Regions from separate parts of the Homo sapiens genome. Here regions 1 and 3 are each linked to region 2. Evidence: chromatin loops called from intact Hi-C (ENCODE). Cell type or tissue: endothelial cell of umbilical vein. All regions are shown on one strand. Each heading gives the region's core, and the rest is flanking DNA. Links, peaks and the distances in the headings are about the cores only. Region 1 overlaps PLXNA2 (plexin A2). Region 2 overlaps PLXNA2 (plexin A2). Region 3 has its middle 42 kb from the start of CD34.

Region 1 (7,922 bases), core at 1,736-6,735, 150 kb after region 2:
CTAGCACTTTGGGAGGCTGAGGTGGAGAGGGTTGCTTGAGCCCAGAAGCTCAAGACTAGCCTGGGCAACATAGTGAGACCCTGTCTTTACTAAAAATTTAAAAAATAAAACAAAGGGAAACCTACCTACGCCATCATGGTCCTCAGCTTGGAGGCCACCGAGATGTCACCACCATGAACCCTATGGGCACACCTCATGGGCAGAGGAAACCAGTCGCCTTTCTTACCTATTCAAATACCACTTAGATGCTGTATTGTGGTAATTTGAGTACAAACTCATTTAAAAGTGCAATGGATTTAGAGCAGCATTTTGCCATTGAATATTTTCTCAATCGACAGATTCCTCAGAGAGTCTGTGATATTTTTACTGTTAAAAGTAGGGTCTTCAAATTCAAAAAAGCTGAAAACCGCTGGCCTAGATGATTGGAACCCATAGGTAATAGCAGACATCAAGCAGTTGGTGGCCACTTCTCTGATCCCCTGAGCTCCTTATGAACCTACTGGTCCATTTCAAGGGAGCTGCTAGAGAACAGAGAGCCCACATGGAACAGAGAAGCACAAACTCTAGGGAACACGCAGCCTTTAGAAGCAGCCTCTTGATGAATGACAGCCAAGGTGAGGAGCTAGCTATCTTCCACCAACCTAGTGAGCTCCTGGTAAACCTCCAGGTTGGTGATATTTACTCCCATGAGCCATGGCTAAGGCCTTGTCTGTGAAGGGCTCGGCTCAGGACTTGCTTTCAAGTTTGTGTGGTGCCTTGCAATTAATTTTCATGTCAAAATGAACAGGGGCTTAGATGGATTTTGGTACCTTTCCCTCTAGCGCCCCCACCCCTAGGGCTTTCTAATGCTGGAGAAGATGGAAACATTAATTAATAATAATATTAATAAAGACCATTGACCCTACACACATTGAATAATTAATGACTGTAACTTCAGTGTTCAAAGCTGGAAGACCACTTAGACCAACATCCTTCTTTTATAGATGAGGTCAGGGGAGATCAGTGAGCAAAGTGGGTCACAGCAGGGCTGGACCTGGAGTCCAGGTCTCCTGAGGCATTTCTTTGGCATCATCTCTTTGCTCCTCCCACAGCTTAGCCTGGTAGTGAGTGATGCTCCTGATCTATCTGCGGGTATCGCCTGTGCCTTTGGGAACCTGACAGAGGTGGAGGGGCAGGTGTCCGGGAGCCAGGTCATCTGCATCTCACCTGGGCCCAAGGATGTCCCTGTCATCCCGCTGGATCAAGGTAAGAAATATCTGCCATGAGAGCCACAAATGAGGGGCTTCTCTATACTGAGGGAGCTGGGGGTCACAAGAACTAGGCACACAGTCTTCTTATACCAGATACTAATATTGGCTTAGACAACTTGTTTACGTTTGAAAGCAAACTGTCATGCCCCAAAGTGAATTTCAGGAAAGAAAACACTTGCTCCACTTTGAGTTAAGGCTGCACAGAACACAGCGTCTTTCCAGATAGCCCGTCCCTCCTAGGAATGGAGTGGCTTCCATCAGTAGTTTTTTAGCAGGTCTCTCCACAGAACTGGGGGCTCAGACCTAATATTTCTGAAATCCTTTCAGTAATGGAACATGACTGACAAAGGCAAGGGGCTCCGTGGAATCTGCTTCTTCCTCCCTGCAGGCAGAGGAAGTCTGGGTCTGAGGGGTGGGCTGGTATTTACCCAAAGAGGCTTCCTTGGGAGGAGAAGAGACGATTCAGGCAGGTTCCACATAGTATCTACATCCTAAGAGAGCCCTGTGGTGGCTTCATGACTTACATTTTATTTTTGTGGCTGTCCACTGGGTCCCCCACGTTGTTACCCAACCCCATCCTTTTTTGTTTGTTTTTCCAGACTGGTTTGGGCTGGAGCTACAGCTGAGGTCCAAGGAGACAGGGAAGATATTTGTCAGCACCGAGTTCAAGTTTTACAACTGCAGTGCCCACCAACTGTAAGTGCTTATTAGAAAGGGTCTTGCTCTGGGTCTGGATGTGGGTATGGGCTTTCTTCCCCTCGATGCTAAGCTCCTTTAGGGCAGGAACCACGTTGTAGTCACCTCACAGTTTCCCCATGGGGCCTGACACTTTGTTTGGACAGAGTACACTGTACATAAATACTACCATATTAAACCAAATGGTATTTACTCTCTATAGTCTCTGAATCCTTGGATGCCACCCCAACACACCTAACCCCCAACTCTCAGGCCAAGATAGTAAAAAGAGAGTCAGAGAACAGGAACCGTAAAAAAAGTTCTTCATTTTCCATCACTTGGTGGTGACTTTGAAGGTAGAGGCTGACAGTGAGTGGAGTATGGACATGTCACCCACAACCAGATGAAGAGGGACTCCGAGATAGCGACTCGGCTATGCACACAGTCACCCACAGAGGAGGAGCAGGGAAGGGGGAAAGTAGCCTCTCTCAGCACATGATAAAAAGACCTGGATGGGGAGGTGGAGCAGAGGCCTTCACTCCATCATTTTTTAAATCCATCCTTCAATATTTTCAAGAGGAAGGGAAACCAGACAGGCCAAACCACAGCCTTCAGTGGGGCTTGACTTTAGTTCTACGGACCTCACCAGCCATTCCAGCAGCTGAATGCCTGCCAGTTGGTGCCCACACGCTATGAGACCCCACAACTGTGTGAGAAGCTGGGAACATTTCACAGGGAAAAAGCAGAAATGGAGGGAGTGAAACCCCTACTTAGTTTCTGCTGATCCTCCCTGGTAGAGAAACTGAGACCCTTTCCACAGAAGCTGGGAACTCATACACCATTTGGTTTAGAAAGAAGGAAACACAGGCCTCTGTAATAGAGCCACATAAGGGTCATAGGACCAAAAACCCTAGACATTCAGCAAGGGGAGAGGTCAATCAACAGCTCCATATCAGAGGAGGCAGTGATTCGGAATGTTTACGGACTCATCCTTCCCATTGTCCAAGGCAGGAACCACTTGGGATCCACATCATAGTCAGGTCTTCAGGGGTATCCAGTCTGTAGGGTCCAAGCTATGGGCATGAAGGACTCAGCAATCAAGATGGGAAGAGGGTCTGTTTGCAGCTAAACCCTAAAGGAATCTTTAGTCATTAGAAGAGGCAAATAAGCTAGTCCTCCTTATTCTCCATTTTTCTGAACTTGATTTTCATAATTAGAATAATCTTCTGGAGTTCTTTGGTCTCTACATTAGTCAAGGAAGGAGCCCCATTGGGACAAATAAATAGATGTGCTGAGAAAGACAGAACAAGTGATAGAAATGGCCTGGTGGGAACCAGGGAGGGCAGAAAGGGACTGAAGTTGAAATAGACAAAGCTGCCCTCTAACCACTGCATTTGAATCCCAGCAAACCCTGCTTTGGGAATGGCAAGCATCTGGGCAACAGAACTTCTTACCTCCTTCTCAAACTCCAACATGGTGGTGATGGAATCCATTGTTTGTGAGAGCAATCTTATCTCCATGGCAACAGAGTATGATGTCACCACTTTCAAAGATGTATTGCTATGGCAACACAGATGCTGTCACAGGCAGCAAGTTTTAACAGAAAAAAAAAAAGCAGGTCTCCTTGACAGCAAAGATTCCATTTTAATGCCAAACACTGCCTCTCTTGCCCTTCTCTACTGGAATTCAGTTAAAATTCATGGAATCAAGTATAGTCCCCTCCTTTTAATAATTTGCTGTAATAAAAGTAAACTGAGGCCCACAGAAAGATTAGTGCTACAATGAAGGTCACAAAAGTAGCCAGCGGAAGAGCCACATCTAGCTAGAGCCCCAATAACCATCCTCCTTAGGCCCTTGGTCCATTTTCATTATTTACTTGCTGAATCATAAGATGTTACCAAGAACCAGTCTATCTGAGAGTACATGAGATAGCATGAAGCTCAGAAACTAAAAAAGTCTGGGCAATGGAGAATGGGATAAAAATGCTCTGAATGGGAAGATGAAGTGTAAATGGGCTAACCAACCCAACATACTATGGCCTGTGAGCCGGTGACCCCTGGATCAAGCCCCAACCACCCAAATGTAATCAGAGCCCCACCAGGTGGCGCCAGACTGCAGACCTGGTCCTGTCCATTCCAGGTTGGCCTAGTTGTGAAAGACTAGATAGAGTAAGGGGGCTGCGAGGAGGAGCAAGACTAATCCCCCCTACAAAACCCATTTCCATTACAATGACCTGATCACACACAGAGAGCCAAAAGAATATACACAGTCTCCAGGTGAAATTGGAAGGAAAGAAGTGCTCACCCTGGCAAGAAAAGCACATACCACACACATATCCTACTGTTCCATGCCTGGGGGAGTGGGACAAAGTTACTACTTAATACTATTAGCTCCCCCAAGCCCAATAATACAGATGATATGAACCAATTGTTAACACTCAAATGTTATTTAAGAGGTTGAAATAACAGGTAATTTAAGCGCTTGACAATAATACTCACATTTAGCATGGCATTTTTCGAAACCATTTTCTATGCATTATCTCATTTGACACCAAACAGCCCTGTGGCATAGACAGGAATGTTTTATTACAGGCGGATGAAGATACTCCAATTCAGAGGGTGAAGTGACTTACTCAGTGTGACCCCAGTGGCAGTGGCAGAAGCAAGTCTATAATCAGATATGCCCAATTCCTGTCCCTGTACTCTGCCGGCTACCCTGTCTTTACAAGCAGTGAAATATTGGGAACTGTTTAGCTACCAGCATTCAGAAGAAAACCTAGTTTGCAGCATTGCCAAATTCTGTGGCGCAACTATTTCCACCATGGCCGATTTCAAACTACCACCATGATGTCTATCAGCTTGCAAAATTCCTGAAAATGTGAATAATCAGTTCTCATGAGCTTATAGAAGCACACCCCTGCTTTGTCAGTTATACTCTTATCTGGTCTCATTTTCTTTCCAATTTTCTGTTCCCATGAATATCATGGATGGAGAATCCACAATTCTTGGTGCTAGAGGATGGCCCACCAGTCTTCCCTCCTGAGAATGAGACTAGGATTTAAACACAGGTTAACAGACTTCTATCATGACACATGCCACCTTCCCTCTTTGTTCTCTTCTCTTTGCCTCTCACCATCTCTGTCCTTGCAGGTGCCTGTCCTGTGTCAACAGCGCCTTCCGCTGCCATTGGTGCAAGTACCGCAACCTCTGCACTCATGACCCCACCACCTGCTCCTTCCAGGAGGGCCGGATCAATATTTCAGAGGTAAGAAGGGCTTACCCTAACATGGCAGTGTTCCCAGTGAGTCTGAGTGGCCCCTCCCTCTTTAGATGGTCAGTCCAATGGCTTGGCCATTTTCTTGCCCTGGCCCATCTTGGCCGTCTTGCCAGAAATTCTGCATGCTAGAAAGCCCTGTTATTATAAAGCTCAAAAAAGTAGCAGCAAATGACCCCAGAGGCAGAGGCTATGTCTACTAGACTCCTAAGACTCTATGCATTCAAAAGCTTGAAGGTAACTGGGGGTTGAGACTGAAAGCTTAGAGGAAACATATTCAACCAAACAGACTCCCTGGTCTAGAAGAGTGTAGTGAATGGCATTTATTCTTTGAGTCTAGCCCTTTGCTTGGCTGCAGACATAGTCTAGTTCAATAGAACTTTCACTCGCAACCATTCTTTCATGCCAACTTCTCTTCCAACTCTAAAATTCAATGATTCTTTGACTCTGATGTATAACTGGGTGGGTGGCCTTGTAGAAAGTGAGAAAAAATCAGCTAGTGAAAAGAACCAGGCATTGCTAAAAGTCCTGTTTTATTATACAGTCGAAACTCCATCCCTAAAGCCTGACCCACCTTTGTTATTAACACAGTGAAATATCAAATTGCTTATCTTTCTAATGGGTATTCCATTCAATGGTTATTCACTGAAGTCTACTTTCTTATATATTCATAGCATGTCTCAGGACAGTGAAGCCTGCTTGCTCAGTCTCCCTTTCTTGTGTCGAAAGCTTTTCATACCCCAGCATGGCCAGTTGGATTTGAACAACTATAGAGACATTACATAGTTGCCCAAATGCACGTGTGCATATACACATATTTCTTACTCTATATTTTAGAAAATCCAAAAATGGTAATAAGTGACAATGTAGCATTTTTATATACAACTACAGTCTTTTTTTTTTTTTTTGATATGAAGTCTCGCTCTATCGCCAGGCTGGAGTGCAATGGCGTGATCTCCGCTCACTGCAACCTCTGCCTCCCGGGTTCAAGCAATTCTCCTGCCTCAGCCACCTGAGTAGCTGGGACTACAGGGGCATGCCACCATGCCAGCAAATTTTTGTATTTTTAGTAGAGACAGGGTTTCACCATGTTGGCCAGGATGGTCTCGATCTCTTGACCTCATGATCCACCCGCCTCGGCCTCCCAAAGTGTTGGGGTTACAAGTGTGAGCCACTCCGCCCGGCCTACTATAGCCTTTCTATACACATCTTCCTCTTGCGCTAGACTACAAGCTCCTTGAAGGCAAGGACTACATCTTATCTTTAAATCTTCAATGTCTTATTTAGCAAATGTTTGTAGAATGCATGCATGAAAGAATGGATGAACGAATGACCTTTCTATTTAAATCCCATTGATGGCAATTGTGTCAACTTGTCTAAGATTTCAAGTAATGGAGTCTTGTGTCTTCTAATCTTGATAGCAGTGCTGGTTGCTTCCATGGCTAAACATAAGAAAATAGACTCTGAAAGGTTTCTCAAACACATACCCCTTTGAACTCTTCTTAGTTTATGAAACAACAGGTGTTATGTTCAGTCAGAAAAATGGAATTTGCCTGTCTTGAAAGGGAGAAACATAGATGCCACAGGTGGCTTTTCAAACAGACCCATCTACGGGTGCCTCAGCATGACGAAACCAGGCATCTAGTGCCCTGAGAACCTTTCAGAAAAGCATTTTCCTCTAGCCAGTTGGTATGCTTTGATGCAGCTGGCCTAAAAACCCTACACCAGCCTTCCTGGACACTGGAGATTAACTCCAGCCCTGGAATTCTGCAACAGTATGAAACTGCTCTGGGGGCAGTCCTTTCACACAGAGCTGCAGGGAGAGGTGGGAGTGGGCACCACAGCTTGGAGCCAATGAAAGAATCGCTTAGAGGGGCAGACCTAGCCAGGAACAGCAGAGCCACCATGGGAGGCCTGGGCAGGGGTGAAGACTGAGCAGTGAGAGAGTATGAGACACAGTCTCAGAAACTAACCTTGACATGGGCCACTTTGAAAGTTCCTTAATAAAATAGATTGAGGTGGCCCCCAGGACACAGAGAGATTGGATGAAGTACAAATCTAGACAACAAAGAGCAGCTGCTCCACTTTCTCCTGAGGCTACCCACCTCAGGCCAAGAGAAACCCAAAGCCAAGCCTGAAAGCGACCTGCAGCTGAAGCAAGGGCATGCGAGTGTCACTCAAAGCAAGATAAATAAACTCTGCTGGGGTGTGTGTGGAGGCCAGAGAGCTGAGCCCCTGCAGGCTAATTGGAAGCAGGCCCGGCCTTCCTCACACCATTCGGAAGTCACTGAAATACAGCTCCCTCTCAGCCATGGATGAGAGATTCAACATTCCGGAGCTGGGCCAAGAGAAGCTGTTGCCTCCCTGCAACTCGGGATTAAATTAATACCAAAAGGGACCTAGGGGCAAACTCAGAGACTCCCCACCTCCTTTTTGTTTCATTTTCTGTCCTTGATGTCTGTGGCTTAGGGTTAGAGAAGAGCAGTCCCCTTTGTCTCCCTTCATCTCCCCATTGCCCTGAGTAGGAATGGTGTACGGCTGCTCTCTTATGCTCGTGTGCATTGGTCCCTGGCATGGCCCCAGGGATTGGCTGTCCGGAGGACTGTGAGGGAAGCCCAGACTCCATCCAGCTCCCAACTTTGCTCAGGAAAGGAAACAGGGTGCAGATTCCCAGCGAGGTTGCCAGGGCCACTTCCGGGGCTTCCTAAAATACTGCTTTGGCTC
Region 2 (7,922 bases), core at 1,097-6,096:
GGCAGTCACTTGGGGGCCCATCAGTTTGGAAGAACCCACAGAAATTTGGGGGCACATTCATTTCCTTCCATTCACGCGCACAGTGGACAAGGCTTATGAGCGGCAGGCCAAGATGAGTATCTTGGCTGGCCTGGGCTGGAGGCTTTGAGAGCAGGAGTCAGGTTTAGCTCTCCCCTCTCCCCACACAATAGCAGTCTCCCTCCTTTGCTGGGCTTCTTTCCCAGATCTTGAAACTTCACTCTTCCCTCTGGGTTGGCTTTGGATTCTGGGGCCTTCTACTGATTGACAGAGCCCCAGGAAGAGATAACCTTGGCTGGAGGAATTCAGCTATTCCTAACTGAAATGCACAACTTTTATGCAATAACCCCAGAAAGCTCCCAGAGTTGCTTGCAGCCCTCTCCCCTCTGACCTCCAGGCAAGAAAAGAGAAGAATTCATTAACTTCCCTCTCTCTTCACGGAGCACCATTTGAACTAATTACCTGGGATCTCTCCTTGGTGGTGGCCTGGAGGCTGAAGGGGCAGTGAAGAGAAAGGGTAGGGAACCAAGGAAACAGTGGAATCTGTCATAGCGAGGTTGTTTTTCATTCCCCTTCTTCCACCTGGCATCACCACCAACCCCTCCTCATTCCAGAACTTGCCCCTGCTGCCACCAACCAGCATTACCTAAAGGAGCTATTTCCCTCCACTCCGCAGCCGATCGTCTTCAGGGACCTGCTGATAAAGGGAGGGCAATGCAGATTACCCTCTCTGCTCCCTCACTGTCCTCAGCAAATTGCATTAGGATGGGGGCAAACTGGCTTGCAAAGCAGTTAAATGGAAATGACATTTGGAGCGATGTGCAGGGAAGATGCTGAGGAGCAGCAGTGGTAAAGTACCAGGAGATCTCTATCCAGGGACCATGAGTCTGCCAAGGAAATCCCAGCTGGTCCTTCTTTTTGGCAGGGCATAAGGACAGGGGTCCCTCAAAGCCTGGAGCAGGACAGGGGGGCTGGCTAGCTTTTCAGCCCAAGTCTAAATGAAGAGTATGGCAGTGTCTTATGTCCATCGCCCAAAACCATGTCATTACAAGGTTGGTGGCCCCCCTTTCAGAGCTAGTCTGAATACCTATCCCTGTCTTCAGAGCACCAGGGAACATTCACCCTGCAACTCTCTTGACCATCAAAAGCTGCAGATGCGGTGAATGTAAAAGTTCCTTCACCATCTGTTTTACTGAAGTCTGCACTTAAAATGAGGTTAAAAAGAAAGCCCTCAAAGAACAGCTACCTGTTTCCTAGGTCCCTTTCCCATTTACCAATACTTCTGCTTACTCAGCTAATCTTTATTTCATGGGCAGGTTACAAGAAAACATAGGAACAGGAGGGGAAACCAGTGACATGGTTAAATATACAAGGCAGCAGCTGACAGCAGCCTAAACTCACCACTTTAGGTGCTATGAAATATTTATGGTGCTGGAGTTGTCACTGTTTGGGGGTTTTATAGTTTCTATCCTACCTCATTTTCTATGATTGCCTCCCTAAGATATAGGGTTTGGTGTGGGGGAGGCAATTCCTGTCTCCAGCAGCACCTCCCCACCACCACCAGCTGTCTCCCTGCATTGCCACACAGCTGTCTCCACACACACGAACTGAGGCACAATATACTTCTGTCCATCATGGCAAATGGAGAGGCAAGGAGCGCCTAGCCAAGCCCCCACCCCCCACCCCCATTCTGATCATAAAGAGACTGGAGCATTGTGTTACAGTCTGTTAACTAGAAATAATTCAGGACTGACTGTCCATAGGGAAACTGGTAGAAACAGGCTTTGAGGTGCTGGGAGTTTTACAGCTCGTGTGCGTTCCCCCCTCAGCCCCAATCACCACCGCCCCACCCAGGGGCAGTCTGTTATCAATTCATTATATGTGAATATTCTATTTCTACCCTTCACATATGCTCAGTTCAAACAATGATGAATGGAACCAGTTCCCTGAACAGTTTTTTCACTTCGTTACAAAGATTTCATGCCTGATTAGAGTAAATGAGGGGTGGGTGTGCATCCACTTCTTTTTCGGTCATTTCTAAAGGTGAGCCCTATGGAGACAGAGAGAAAGGCAGTTCTTCCCAGGGTCAAACAGCTGGTCTCAAGGCACGAGGGAGGGATGGCTGGTAAGAAGAGGATATCCCCGTCCTCCTGGGCTTAGCCCTCAGGCTCTCCTGGGCCTCATTCCCTGGCATTTGGGCATATGGAACCTCTTTATCTAGCTCCACACTGCTCCATCTGGAATTGGAGGGCATAAATAGAGGCGAGAAAGTTCTTTGTTGGGGAGCAGGGTCCTTGCGGGGTAAGAGTGTAAGGGGAGAGGAGGAAGGAAGGGCACAGAGCTGAAAGAAATGGCTGAGGCCTGAGCAGTGCAAAAGTTCTCTGCTTCTACAGTTGGTTAACCATTAACCGCCTTCCCTGCTCTGGTTCTGTCTCTCTCTTGGGTGAAAGAATATCTCTGGGAAACTCAGAGGACCAGCAGGTGTTCCCCCATACCCCCCTTCACCCCAGCTTAACATTTGCTGTGTCTCCACTGTCCTGCCACAGCCCCAGGCTCAGCCACTGACCCCCACTCACCTCTTCCTCACCTTCTTCCCCTACCCCAGCATACTCTTCCCACGCACTGCCAGTTGTCCCTTTACCCAGGCATTGCCAGTTGTTTGCAGGGCAGGGCGTGTGTCAGAGACTGGGAAGCAGGCACAGAGGTGGGGAGAATCTATTGAAGGGAGCAGCCGGCTTCACACAGGATTCGGAGCAGGAGCTCTGAGCTCAGGTTATAGACAGCTCTATAACCACTAGGATTTTCCTAGTGCTTCTCACTGTGGATCTGGCTTGTGGGTGGCTGTTTTGGCCGTTTGAAGTGAGTCCATGTGGTCCAAGGCCTGACCAAGGCATTCCTAACAAGTCAGACCTGGAATCCTGAACATCAAAGAAAACCAGCAGGTGGATGGAAGATGTAGATCAAGATGCAGGAGCAAAGGCACACATGGAAAGACAGAAGTCAAGATGTGGGCACAGGCACAGATAAATGGAGAGAGGGAGGAAGACAGCAAGGGAAGATAAAGACAGAGAGATTAACAGTGTGAATGGGGGTGGACAGAGCTCAGAGTGAACACAAAGAGAAAAGTGGGAAAGAGAGCCTTGCAGGCAGAAGGGGGTTTTCTGAATCTTCACTGGCCAGGGAGGCTCTGGGCTGAACTGAGAAGCCGAAGTAGCAGGTTATCTCCACTAGAGGGGACTCTTGAAAGCCAGGCTTGGCCCAAAACAGTGGCTTTTGTGCTTTTTTTTTTTTTTAGAAGAAAAAAAATATTAATAGATGAGATATATTCGAAACTCCCAGCCGTCACTTCCCAGAGACTACAACTGGTAGGGTCCTATTGCCAGTGGGACCTTTGGGCCTCTGTCTGTTTGCAGAGGATGAGAAGGCGCCTGCAGCATTAAGCTGGGATGCATGGGTTGTGAGCAACTCCGGAGAGGCCTGCCCCAACAGGTCACGTCTAGGGCTGGGTGGCAGGGAGGGAGTGCATTCTCAACTTAACAGGGAGTCCAATCTGCTGGCTGGCCCGCCAAAAGGCCCTTGCCGTTCTTATCAGCAACAGAAGTTTCTGACCCAACCCCGAGGGGCCTTCACATGCTTCCCATCTCCCAACTCCCTAAATACAGATTTTTGAGACTCTCAGGTAGTAGCAAAACTGCTCCTGAGGAGACTTTTTTTTAAAAGAGCTTTCAGGAACTGAATGCATGTCAACATTGTATCGCTGATTTAATCTTTTTCTTCATATTCTCTGTGGGAATCTTTCTCTGAATTATAATTCCCCCTTTCATTTCAGCAGAGGACAATATTGAGAGACAGCAGAGTCCAGAGGCTTTTCTTATCTAAGGAGATAATAACTGCCTAACAGGGGCATGGAAAAATATTGAAGTATTGGGATGGGCAGGAGACCAGAGAGCTTAGCCCCGTCTCTTCCAATCTGATAGCATCCCTTGATAGTTCATCTTGGTTTGCTTTAGCTCAGATGTACCTGGACGTCAGGGCAGGGGGAAGGGAGGATAGAGAAAAGAAAGAAGAAAAACAAGATAAATGTATCGTGTTATGAAAGTTTAATTCTGCTTTTCTTTGGCTAAAATTACTTTGAGGGTGAAAGATAAAAGGTAGTAGAGTTGCCCTTGGAAAGTTCAACTTGTCTTTCAGAGGGAAGAGGAGGAGGGATCCCAGGGCTCCGAGTGAAGAGCTGGTGAATGAGCCTGTCTCCTCTGATCCCCGCAAAACACACATATTCTCTCCGACGCTTTGAGAGGACGGAAGCTTCTGACAGAGGAACCCTAGCACCTCCCAGCCCTCTTGGAGGAGTTGTTCTCCCAGGCTTTCTCTTGTTCTGTCTAAACAGCCTCCCTCTCAACCATAGTATAGAGGGATAGAAGAAGGAGAGATTCTTACCCTTTGCACTGAACCAAATAGGATGACACTGAAAGCGGGAATTGGAATTCATTTAAGTTTAAATAAATAGGGATCGATCACCTGTGTGGTGCCAAGAATGTGGTAGCTCCCTCCTAATACAAGGATGAAAAAGTAATAGATCTTACCTTCAGGGCATTTACAGTACACTCAGGGAGTGGAGGAAGAAATTGCATAGCCAAGTACCCCCAAATACCTTTAGTAAAAGGCAGAATGGCATTAACAGTGTGTACTAGGGGGTCAGAGGAAGTGAGAGCAGACAGCTCCTCAAAGCCTTTGCTTTAAGTCATGGGAGGTGAAGATTTCCAGGAGAGACTCAGAGGTGCTGGAGAACTTCACAGTTTCCTGTGAAGAAGGATGACTATTTAATGCTCTCGCAGTCTCCAGCCTCTCACAGCTACCCGTACCTACCCAGTTTTCCCCTCGTTCTTCTCTGAGGATTTTAAACTGGACAGCGCTGGAGTTGTTTTCTATTAGTCAATATCCTACGGCAAGGACTCCAGGGTGCACACTCCCAAGGATTTTCGTGTTGTATTCTATGTAAATTGCATCCCTTTCTGGTACTTCTGGAGCTGGCGTGTAGAGGCCAGTGTGGTGCCTCAGGAAATATTATTACTCATCCACATTCACATTTAAGTGTCCAGAATCCTGCTATTATGCATCTACTCTTATCTGAATGAAGTTATTAAATGGAAGGACCTGAGAGGGAAGATTTGGATTTTATCCCTACACCTTGGCTGTCCACTCCTCGGGCTGCCTCTGCCATGTGCTTGCTACCTGGAGAAGGAGCCAATCTCTTTAAAGCTTTCTGTCCATAAAGAGGGTAGAGGGATACTAATAGAGAAAGGTTAGGAGGATGAAGATTTCAACTCAAAGAGAAGGTAGCCATTCTGCTTTAAGCTTTCTGTCCATAAAGAGGGTAAGGGATGCTAATGGAGAAAGGTTAGAAGGACGAAGATTTCAACTCAAAGGCTGTCTCTAATCCTATAAAGGAAGGTCATGCTCTCCCTGCACCTCGTCTGAGGCTGGGGGAGCCACATCAGTGATGCTGTCAGGGAACTGACCCCTGCACTGGGAAGCACAGAGCTAGGGCCATACTTGGGCTTCAAGAGGCCTGTGAAACCTTGGAGATTCTATATCTTCAAGAATGATGTGGGTATGTGTAGTCTTGTATTTCCGAAGAGAAGGAGTTCTTGCCCCCTCCACAATGTAAAGAACCACTAGATTCCAGTCTCTAGAGCCTTTCCTAGCCGTCATTTCCGCTTCTGCTCTGGTGGTGGAACAGGGCTTTGGATGAGGAGCTGTAACCCCAGTGCTTCTGAGAGTGGTAGACAACTCACTGAGTGAACGAGAACACGCCAGGGACAGCTCAGAATGTCAGCGGAGCCTATGGATTGTGATTGCTCTGTGACTATGGGCAGGTCTTTTTACCTTTGAGCAGGGGTTAGAGGGAGCAGCCGGCCAGGCAGTGTGCTCCACCCTTTAAGGGAGAGAGGGTGGAAGGTTCAGGAGCAGAGGAAGGGGTGTGTAGAAAAGCCCTGCCTTGCCTTATAGAGGCAGCAGGACCAGCGGGCAGACAGAAGTGGCAAGAGGGGATGTTGCTGCTTTGAAGTGGTTTCCTGCTTCATAAAAGTGAAAGGCCTCGGCTAGGCTGGGTAAATATTACGTTGGCCTCTGACCTCCCACCTCCCCTGACTGCTCCCCGGTTTCCCATTTTTTTCTCCTGAGGAACAAAAATACCTGAAGGAGAAGAGCCAATTTTTTGAATTTCACTGAGAACAGCGTTCTTAGCGGGAGCCCAGCCCAAGCCAGACAGGAAGACCCAGGCTCCTTCCCCGTCCACAGGCAGGAGGCCCCTCGTGAGTCAGCAAAGCTCTCGTTCCAGGTCTCCACTCCACGTTTTAGGGCAGTGGTGTTTTCCAGGAGCAGGGCCGGCTGGGATTTCACAGTGCCCTGACAACACTGATGCCCCACCCTGACTCCAGCTGCTTAAAACTTTCTAACAAGTCCCTTCACTCTCTGTGACATTAAAACCCAGGCTACGAGGTTTTCTGTAAGGCAAACACCCCACCCCCTGAGGTTTATCTGTAAATGAACAAAATTTGAGTCTACCGCCCCACTCTGAGTGACCCACAGGGGGTCAAGTTCTTCAAGTTCTTCAGCTTTCTTGGCCCACAGACTTAGAGAGAAAGATCTGAACTGCATGGGGAGCTGGAAGCCCCTCCCAGCACAATCCTGCAGGAGGTTTAGGCCCCACTGAGATGGTTGAGAGCAGATGGTCAGGAAGAGCCTGGTGTCAAAGAATCAAACAGGAACTAAGTGCCTGCCTTCACACTTGTAGCCCTTCCCACTTCCTAAAGATTTCTCACCTGTTGACCGGTGCTCACCCTCCGTTTGTTCCCTGGTCCCAGGAGGGAGATAAGAGGTTAGTTACGCTCTGGCAGAATTGGCTCCTGCCCCTTACCCAGCACCTCGGTTTCTCCATCTGTATAATGGAATGAATACTCAAGCACCTTCACTTGTCTTTGTTTCTGGAGCCAGGCCCGGGAAGAGGGTGTTAGGAAAGTTGGAAAAACGACAAGTGCTGGAAACAAGGAAAACTATTCTAAATTTTGGGACAGGTATAAGAAGCGAAACTAGGGTTATTTTCCCCCTCTCTCTCCAAATTTGTTTGGAATTTTCTGAGAAAAGTAAGATTTTATTTAAAGAAAATCTCTATGCTAAAGAATAAAGGGCTGAAGACTTGGTGGAGATGGGACATAGAGAAGAAAGCCAATAGTGGCCCTGCAAGGAGACCACATTCAGGGCTTGTGGTCAGCATTTAGCCAGTGGGATTGGAATTTGAATTCTGCCTTTGCCGCCCTTGGGTTTTTGGTGCCTTCAGAGCTCTGAGAGTGTACATGAATGACACTGTCGTAGGATTGGTAGGTTGGCATTGCTGTGGGAGTCAACCCTTCATGGAATAAGAAAACGCAGAGCTCATGGGTATCTGGCTGCCTGGCTGCAACAGGGCTTGCATCTCTCCTGCACAGAGTAGCTTTTACCCAGGCCCACATAGTGGATGTGAAACCCAAGTCCAAATTGGGTAAGTGCATTGCCGTGAGTCACACAGCAAGCTGCCATTCACTGCCCTCCAATTGCTAGGAGGTTTGTTTGCCCCAGCGTCACCCGCCACACTCTCTTGATCTGCCCACTTAGCTACCTTTTCTTTCCAGTCTCTTGTCCCCTGCACTGTGCCCAGTGACCTCCCCCATCTCTCTCTTCCTTGGTTTTGAGCAGACAGGCATCTCACGAGAGCTCCTGGGGGCAGGGACATGGATGGAGCAGACACATCACAGAGTGTGTTAGCAGGAGTGGAGTCCAGGAGCCCAAGCTGGACGCTGGGGCTCAGGGATCAGATCCTTGGTAGCACTGATCATCGGTCAAAACCTAGCAGGATGTCTGGGGAG
Region 3 (7,922 bases), core at 1,525-6,524, 370 kb after region 2:
TTATCTTGCTTAATCCTCCCAACAGCCATGTGATGGGCTATCAATCCCATTTTGCAGAATGGGGAAACTGTGGCTCAGAGAGGTTAAGCAATTTGGCCAGGCTTCCATGGGCTGTGACAAAGCACTTGGTAAGAGCTCAATAAACATTTGCTGATGGACAGAATTGAAAATATGGAGGAAATGGAAGATCTCCAGCTTCTGAGAAGCTCAGAGCCTGCGGGGGTCCAACTACACAGTAAAGGGGGCTGTCAATTGAGGTAGCCCCATTAGAGTAAGAGAAGGGGCAGAGATAGAGAGCATAGGGTCAGACCCAAGGCCAAGGCCAATTCCTCCCCACCCCATTCTTTCCTATCTTGGTAACTGTTGATATATAGTCCATTTTCTACCAACAACTCACCTCTGCCCCCTGTGCCTCAACAAACACATCCACACACACATAAAAACCCTTCAGAAGCGGTCAGTGGTGACATTTATGAGCTGCATGATCCTCAGGATGTCAACATGTACGTGTCCCAACATCGATACCTACTTTGGGGATGGAGAGAGGAGCAGTGGTGATGTGGCGGAGAGAGTCTGAGCTTGAAATCCCATGTCAGGCCTCTGTTCCTTGGCAACCATCTGGGTGACCTTAGGCAAATTGCTTTACCATGTCTACCTTCAGTTTCCTTATATGCAAAGTAGGAAATGTCAGCTGTCTATTCAAAATGTTATTGTGAGGATCAAGTGAAGTAATACAATACTTCTAACATATATATATATAGAGAGAGAGAGAGAGAGAGAGAGAATTTTAAAATTACAAAATACTTTGTTACACATATATCTCTGGCCACCTTCAGAGCAACCCTAATTATTATTATTTTCATTTTTTAGATAAGGAAATAAAAAACTCAGAAAGATTGAAATTCACTTGAAAACAGTGAATAGTGCTATTATTAAAAAGCAGTAGGCCTGTCCCACCCTATCTGACTTTTAGATTATGAAGCACCACTGCATTTACCCCCAGAGTCTCTCATCTGGGCTATGTGCCATGTTCAAAGCTTTCATTCATTTAATAAATATTTATGTGTTCCCATTTGGCACTAGGTATTGTGCTAGGCATTGAGGATACTATCGCAGAGGTATTAGTGTGGCAGGGAAAGCAGACGTCATATAAGAACAATAACAATATTGTGATTTTCATATTATAGCAGAGGAAGGGCCAGGTGGTGCAGGAGGAGACAGTTGGGAAACCTGAGGAATAGGTGAAACAAAGTCTCAAAAAGTCGGGGACAGCCAGGTGCGGCAACTCATGCCTGTAATCTCAGCACTATGGGAGTCTGAGGCAGGCAAATCGCTTGAGCTCAGGAATTGGAGACTAGCCTGGGCAACATGGCAAAACCCTGTCTCTACAAGATACAAAAATATTTGCTGGGCATGGTAGCGCATGCCTGTAGTCCCAGCTACTCAAGGGGCTGAGTTTGAAGAATCACTTGAGCCGGGAAGATCAAGGCTGCAGTGAGCTGAGATCACACCACTGCACCCCAGTGACAGTGACAGAGTGAGGCCGTCTCAAAAAAAAAATTGGGGGAGGACTTTTATCAAGATGGAGAGAAACATGGTGTTTAGTACAAGTGAAGCATATAGGTAAGAGTGGAGGCTGTGCCAAGACAGGAGGCTGGAGAGTCAGTTGGGCCCAGATCTAGGAGGCCTTGTGAGCCAGGCAAAGGAGTTTGAACCTCATCCTTAGTCCAGAATGAAACTGCATAAGAGTTTTACGTAGGGAAAGGATTGATATATTTGCAAGATCCTTCTAAATGGGATATTGTCTTAGTCCAAGCTGCTACAACAGAATACCACAGACTGAGTGGCTTAAACAACATTTATTTCTCACCATTCTGGAGGCAAGGTAGTCTAAGATCAAGGCATCAGCAGATCTGTGTCTGGAGAAGGTCTGCTTCCTGGTTTGCAGTTGGCCATCTTCTCACTGTATCCTCCCGTGTTGGAAAGCAGAGAGGGAGAGAGAGAGAAAGAGCACACAAACAAGCTTTAGGGAGATACAGACATTCAGTACACAGCAGATGTGGAGACTGGATCTGGGCCTAGTGAGGCTGGAGGCAGGTAGGCGAGTTAGGCTAGAGACAAATGCAGAAATCCCAGCAAGAAATAATGGTGGAATGAGCTAGGAATAAAGAGAGGGCCAATCTTAGAGATTTAAGATTTAGGAAGTAGAATCAGGATGTGGTGATTGATTGGCATATGTGCAAGAAAGGAGGGAAGTGAGATGGAAAAGTCAAGGATGACATCCACATTGCTTGTGCACCAGGCGGGTGGGGACATCCCTCACTGGACTAGGAGACACTGGTGGTAGAATATCTGCTATTTGGTATGTGTGTCCTGCATGAACTTGTCTTGCAACTTCATCCAGGAACCCCTAAATTATGGCTGCCTTGCCTGGAGGAGCAGGAATGAATGAGATAAGCCTATCAACTTGAGGATTCTGTTTTCCAGACGCCTAGAGGTCCATGTGGTGGAGCATCAGGAAGGGAGGAAAGGTGCAGGTAGAGCAAAGGCATTTGCTGGGCCTCCTATTCTCTCAATCCAATCTCTCTGATTACTTAAGAACTGTTTGTCGAAGGCATACCATGTAAGGCCCTTAGTAGTTGCAGAGGGAGAAACTGATCTTAAAACAGTTTTGCTATCTAGAAGGAGATAAGAAAACCAACCACAGAAATAAATACAGGTGTGTTTATAACATGTTAACAGCCATAAAAGACATACTCTCAGAAAACTGAGGTCATAAATGACATTGCTGATTGGGAAAATCAGAGAGGAAGAGGTTTTCGAGTTGGCCTTAAAGGACAGGTGGAATTTCTACAGGCGGAAATGTGAGGTTGGGCGTCCAGTGGAGATATCCCTGAAGGAGGAAAAAGCATGAGATAAGATGGCAGCGTATTCAGGTAATCACCAGCTCGCTCTTTCTGCTTAGGGTATCTGCACAAAGTGAGATATTAAGCTGGGATCCACGGAGCTTTGAGGAGTTTCAGAATTCCCTGAAATATTGTGCAAAATTATATTTCTGTATGCATGTGCTTTTTTTGAAGACAGGGTCCATAGCTCTTCTGCAATTCTCAGAAGGGTGTAGGTACAAGAAAAGGTTAAAAACAGCAGTTGAAATTTCCGAATTAGAATTTACAGGTAGGCTGGGGCATCTGTGCATGTGTGTTCTAACAAGCTCGGGAAGTGACTCAGTGCACACCTCGGATCTCTAGACGGGCCCATGGAGGCCTTGAGATGCCAGCCTCGAGCGCTTCCCACCCATTTCCCACCCCTCGATTCTCCACCCCCATTTTACAAGGAGTCACCAGCATCCCCACAGTCTCCACTGCCCTGGAAGAAATATGGCGAGGCAAGGTCAGAGGAACAGGGGGGAAATCAGAATATCTTGCAAAGACTCTGGAGTCCCCTTCAGAGACAGGGTGGGTGGGAGCTGCTCTGCCCCGAGTCTAGCGACGGCCACACGGCCTGACAGGTCTCCCGCCCCGCCGCAAGCCCATGGTCAAATTCTGGGAATTTCCGAATCAGTTGGCAGGCCCGGCTGCTGCAGATTTTCCCGGACACGAGCGTGCAGCGCCCGACGCGGCCGCTGGGTGGCGCCGCGCGGGACGCCGAGCGTGGGAAGCGCGGGCGCGCGGGCAGGCTGAGCTCACACGCCCGGGAAGCGGCCGCCGCGGAGCCGGCGTCCGCAGCGGCTGCGCATCTCGGGCCTGCAGCGGGGCGCTTGGCGGGCGGGGGCCGGGGGAGAGCCTGTTTGCGCAGTACCCCCGGAGGGCGGAAGGCCGCCGAGGTAAGAGCCGGGACTCGGCCAGGTGGGAGTGGGCACCTTGGGCCGGGCCTGCAGGGCGGTCCCCGAGCGTCCCGGGGTAGGGTGGGCTCCCTGGGGACGATGCCCAGGGCCCCGGCCGCGCTCCGGTCGCGCCCCACCCCGGCTGCAGCGCGGCCTTGGGGCGCTGCTGGCCTCGCCGCGGGGGTGGGAGCGGTCGCGGCCTGGAGCAGCTCCGGGCGGGCCCCAGGCTCTGGGGCCAGGGCCAGCTGCGCGCAGGGGTGAGTGAGCAGCCCCCGGGCCCTCAAGTGAGCCCCTGTCCGCTCCCCACCTTGCATTTCTCCTCTCCGCAGTGGGCGTGGTGCCCCTTTGCTGCAGAGGGGGCGCCCAGAGTTGAGGAAGGCTGCGGGGGAGAACGCAGAGACAGGTGGTTGAGGGGGCGAGGGCTGGTGCGCCAAGGCTCGAGGTATTAATGCGTATTTCTTTTTCCCCCCTTCTTCAGGGGGCGCGGAGGTCCGTGTGGAGGAGGAGGCGGGAAGGCCAGAGGCATAGCTCAGGAGAGGGCAGGTGCTGCGGGAGATCACTTGGCTCTGTCTCTGTTCAGCTGCCCCCACCCCTGCCAAATTAATAAAGTGGGTGTGGTGATGACGGTGGAGGAGTTTGATTAAGACCTGGCCCAAACTGCCCAGAACTGCCCCAGGCCGGCCGCCTAGTCCCGCGTGTATATCCGGGAGCCGCAGACTCTGAGCATTCTGTAGAGGGAGGGGGAATATTACCCGAAGGAGCTACAGCCACTGAGGCAGCTCCAGAGATAGGGGCTGCGGAGCAATCTTCAGGCTCACAGCCCAAGTTCATAGATGGTGAATTGGCCAGGAATGGTGGGAGATGGGGGCTGTAGGGAAATAGGGTAATTTCCTTAGGACCCCTTCCTTCCAGCTTTGCAACCGTAGACCAAAATTTGGGATCTGGCATTTGTCAAATGTGCTTAATTTTTTTTTCTTTCCCTTTCGGTTTGTTTTGTTTTTTAGAGAAACAGCAAGTGACAGAGCAGAGGAACGGCTGGCCCAGCCAATCCTGGAGCTGCTGTTGCAGCACTTGTTCCCCAAACAAGTGCTCCTACATTCTGGTAGGAGGACAGAGAGGAGGGGGCTACTGGTCCACACCCCTCCCCTGCCGAGGACCCCATGGCTGCTCCCCTGCAGGAAAGGCAGCTAGGCTGCCTTAGGCCGGATGGGCAGAGGCTGCCATGGCCCAGGGTGGTGACGGTTTTGCGGCCCCTCCCTGCTGCCCAGAGTGGGAAGAAGAGCGCAGAGCCTGGCAAGTTTCTCTCTGTGTCCTCTGGGCTGGAAGGAGCAGGTATAGACAGGGCCGAGGCAGCCAGGGCCTGGTGCTGCTTTGGCATTGGTGGCAGGAGGGCTGAACCTCCAGCCCCTTGGGTTTGGTTCCACCCCTGGCCTGTCCCTGGCACTCGACAACTGCTCCTGTGTGCTTATTGGTGCCACCATGTTATATAACGCTTATATAATCTTCCAGGGCGAGCACTGTGTCTCCGCTCTCAGGTCACGCAGACACGGTGTCCGTGTGGGAGGCAGGATCTGTGGAAGCCTGTGGGTGAACCTACTCCCCCGATCCCCAACCTGGCTCCTTCTCCTGATCTCAGCCATAGGAGGGGGGCTGGGAGAGCCAGGTCCCTCTCCACACCAGCTGTGTGGGATGAGAACACGGTTGGCTGGGCAGTTTTCCTCACCTTCCTGCCCCACTAGTCCCACTTGCCCTGTCTGGTAGAGCAGAAGCCATCCTTGTGCTTTGATACCAGCTCTTTGTTTTGGGGGACCCCTGGCATGGCAGGTGGCATGGCGAGATGAACCCCAAAATGTTGCAGTGGAAGAACACATGGTACTTAGGGTTGGATAAAGAGAGGGAGAAATTAGCTCTGCCTTTGAGGAGCAAGGGTAACTAGAAGGATGGTGGTGGCATTATAAGAGATTTGGAGCAGGCCTGGGGCTAGGGGATGGTCAGGGAAGGGTGTACAGGGAAGTAGATCAGACAGCAAAGATAAACATGGTGTTCTTTTACTGTACTCTCCACTGGGCTGTCCCTGGTTACCGGGGCAACAGAAGCAGTGATGAAAATCATGCCTTTCGTTCAGTGGAAAAATTTGGCTCCTCCTCCCGGCTCTTCCTTCTCTAAATCGCCTGTGACCCATTGAGAGGGTTATGCTTCCAAGGATCAGAGAGAGACCCCAGCATGTTTTCATCATGCTCCCCTTTCCCCAGTCTTCTTTATCATCTCCCCTCTTCCTGCATCCCCTGTCTCCCCCCACAGCTCGGCAGTTGGCAGTTGCGTAGGAGTTGGAGTAGATGCAGGGGGAAGGGCATGGACGTCATCACAGGGCAGGGTGAGCAGAGCGTGGGCAGAGATGTGGATGCAGGAATGCCTGGCACATGAGGAGGGTCCAGCATTGATGAGCTAGATGGAGCCAAAAGCCTGTTTCTGGGCTGGTAGGAGCTGAGGTGGGCAGGGTGAGATGATGGTGGGCCTTCAGAGTTCAGCAGTCTGGGTTCGAGGGAGTAGGAACTAGGAAGGGCCTGAGGTTTCTTGTGCAGATATCTTGTGATGAAAACTACCAAACCGTATCCCTTTTTGAAGTTAAGATTTTTGTTTAAGTTTTTTCTTTCATCTTGTGATGAAAACCGTGATTCATTCATTCAGCATTTATTGTGTGCCCCCCATATTAGGTGAGGTTCTGGGAACTGGGAAGCCGAAGGTGAGTAGCACTGGACCTTGACCTTGAAGAGACTGTGGTGAATGAAAGGAGGATGAGTATATGGGGGAAGATCTGGCATTGTTGCAAGCCTGGAATCTGGGGTCCCCAGCAGGAGACTAGCAACATACCAGATCGGAGGTGATAGGTTAGGGTGGAGCCTGTGGAAATGAAGAAGAAGAGATAATTTGGAGTGCTACTCTGGCTTGAGGACAGGACGTGGGGAAGAGAAAGTGCTGAAATTTTGAACCTTAGTGATTTATAGAAATAGAAACATTAGAGTTCAAACTTGTTTTGGGGAGTCATGTTTGATTTTCTTTTAGACATGTTGCCTTCAAGATGATGGCAGGGTATCCAAATAAAAATGTTTATGGTCAGGCAAGTAAAATATGCAATGGAAGTCAGTTCTGGGAAAAGATTTGAAGGATATTGGATTATGAAGCTTGAAGGTGGGTAGAGGTAGATCCTAGGGCCTGGGGCATTACCTGGAATTGAGTGAGGCTGTATGCCTTGTACTGGTTTATTATCCCAGGGCTTGCCCAGACCCTGGACATTTCTGCTAACAAAAACCCACATCTTCTACCAAACCATATCCCTTTTTAAAGTTAGGATTTTTGTTTAAGTTTTCCTCTCCCTAGTAACTATGTCCAGGTATACCTGGAAAAACACACACACACACACACACACACACACACACACACACACACACACACGCATGCACTTATTTCCCCCAAGGTCTTGTGCCATTTGCTTATAGCTCGGGGACGTGCTGTAGAAATGTGCCACAAGTCTTTGGCCTCTTCTAGCAAGCTGTTTATCACCCTGGAGGAGTAAGAGCACTGGACAGAGTCAGGAGACTTTTGCTAGCTACGTGATCTTGGACACACCACTTCCTTTTCCAGGCCTAAGTGTCTAGTCTTAGGGATCTAGCTTCTTCCAGTTCTGAAGCCCTCTGATTTGATGTCTGGAAAGCTTTTTCCACCTTTGCCCAGGTTTCTGATGCAGACCAGGCTTTTTGAACAAGTAGCCTAGATTTCTTAGTACCTTGTGGGAGGGACTAGTAGGGATGGAGGCCTAGTCCCCAGAGTGGGTCCCTGTCTTCAGTGTGGATAGGAGCCCTCCGGGTGGATGGGAGCCTCTGTTCCTCTTTGGAGCATGGAAATACTGGAAGAGCAGGTTTTCCCAATGACCAGGGATTGCAAACTGTGGCCCGTGGGCCGGATTCCTGTTTTTGTAAATAAAGTTTCACTGGAACAGAGACACGCCCGTTGTTTGTGTATTGTCTGAGGCTGGTTTCATGCTACAAGGGCATAGTTGAGTAACTGCAAGGGAGCCTGTATGCCCCATAAGCCTAAAATA

The links. Peaks named below come from ENCODE experiments on the same cell type or tissue, not always from the same donor. Only the 100,000 strongest peaks of a DNase experiment are listed, where the experiment ranks them.
Region 1: it touches region 2 in a loop (5-fold over the local background); 36 of 110 quality-filtered maps call a loop at or near these places.
Region 3: it touches region 2 in a loop (2.8-fold over the local background); 4 of 110 quality-filtered maps call a loop at or near these places.

Annotation. Positions count from the first base shown.
Region 1 is chr1:208,090,053-208,097,974 of GRCh38, reverse strand. PLXNA2 (plexin A2) reads left to right here. Exons shown (of 32, transcript NM_025179.4): 7 at 1,092-1,245; 8 at 1,850-1,946; 9 at 5,075-5,189. Among named protein-coding and RNA genes, the nearest start is that of LINC02767, 140 kb to the right of the region's middle. In endothelial cell of umbilical vein, for the core only: a CTCF peak has its summit at 4,025 (motif pointing right); DNase peaks (open chromatin) are centred at 3,464 and 3,974; H3K27ac peaks cover 1,358 bases.
Region 2 is chr1:208,234,544-208,242,465 of GRCh38, reverse strand. All of the region lies in intron 1 of PLXNA2 (plexin A2), which reads left to right. Among named protein-coding and RNA genes, the nearest start is that of PLXNA2, 5.9 kb to the left of the region's middle. In endothelial cell of umbilical vein, for the core only: a CTCF peak has its summit at 3,232 (motif pointing right); DNase peaks (open chromatin) are centred at 3,215, 5,025 and 5,795; H3K4me3 peaks cover 1,021 bases; H3K27ac peaks cover 4,881 bases.
Region 3 is chr1:207,864,929-207,872,850 of GRCh38, reverse strand. No RefSeq gene overlaps it. Among named protein-coding and RNA genes, the nearest start is that of CD34, 42 kb to the left of the region's middle. RefSeq lists a silencer at 3,640-4,029 and enhancers at 4,300-4,479, 4,560-4,609. In endothelial cell of umbilical vein, for the core only: a CTCF peak has its summit at 3,602 (motif pointing right); DNase peaks (open chromatin) are centred at 3,620 and 4,540; H3K4me3 peaks cover 1,612 bases; H3K27ac peaks cover 1,226 bases.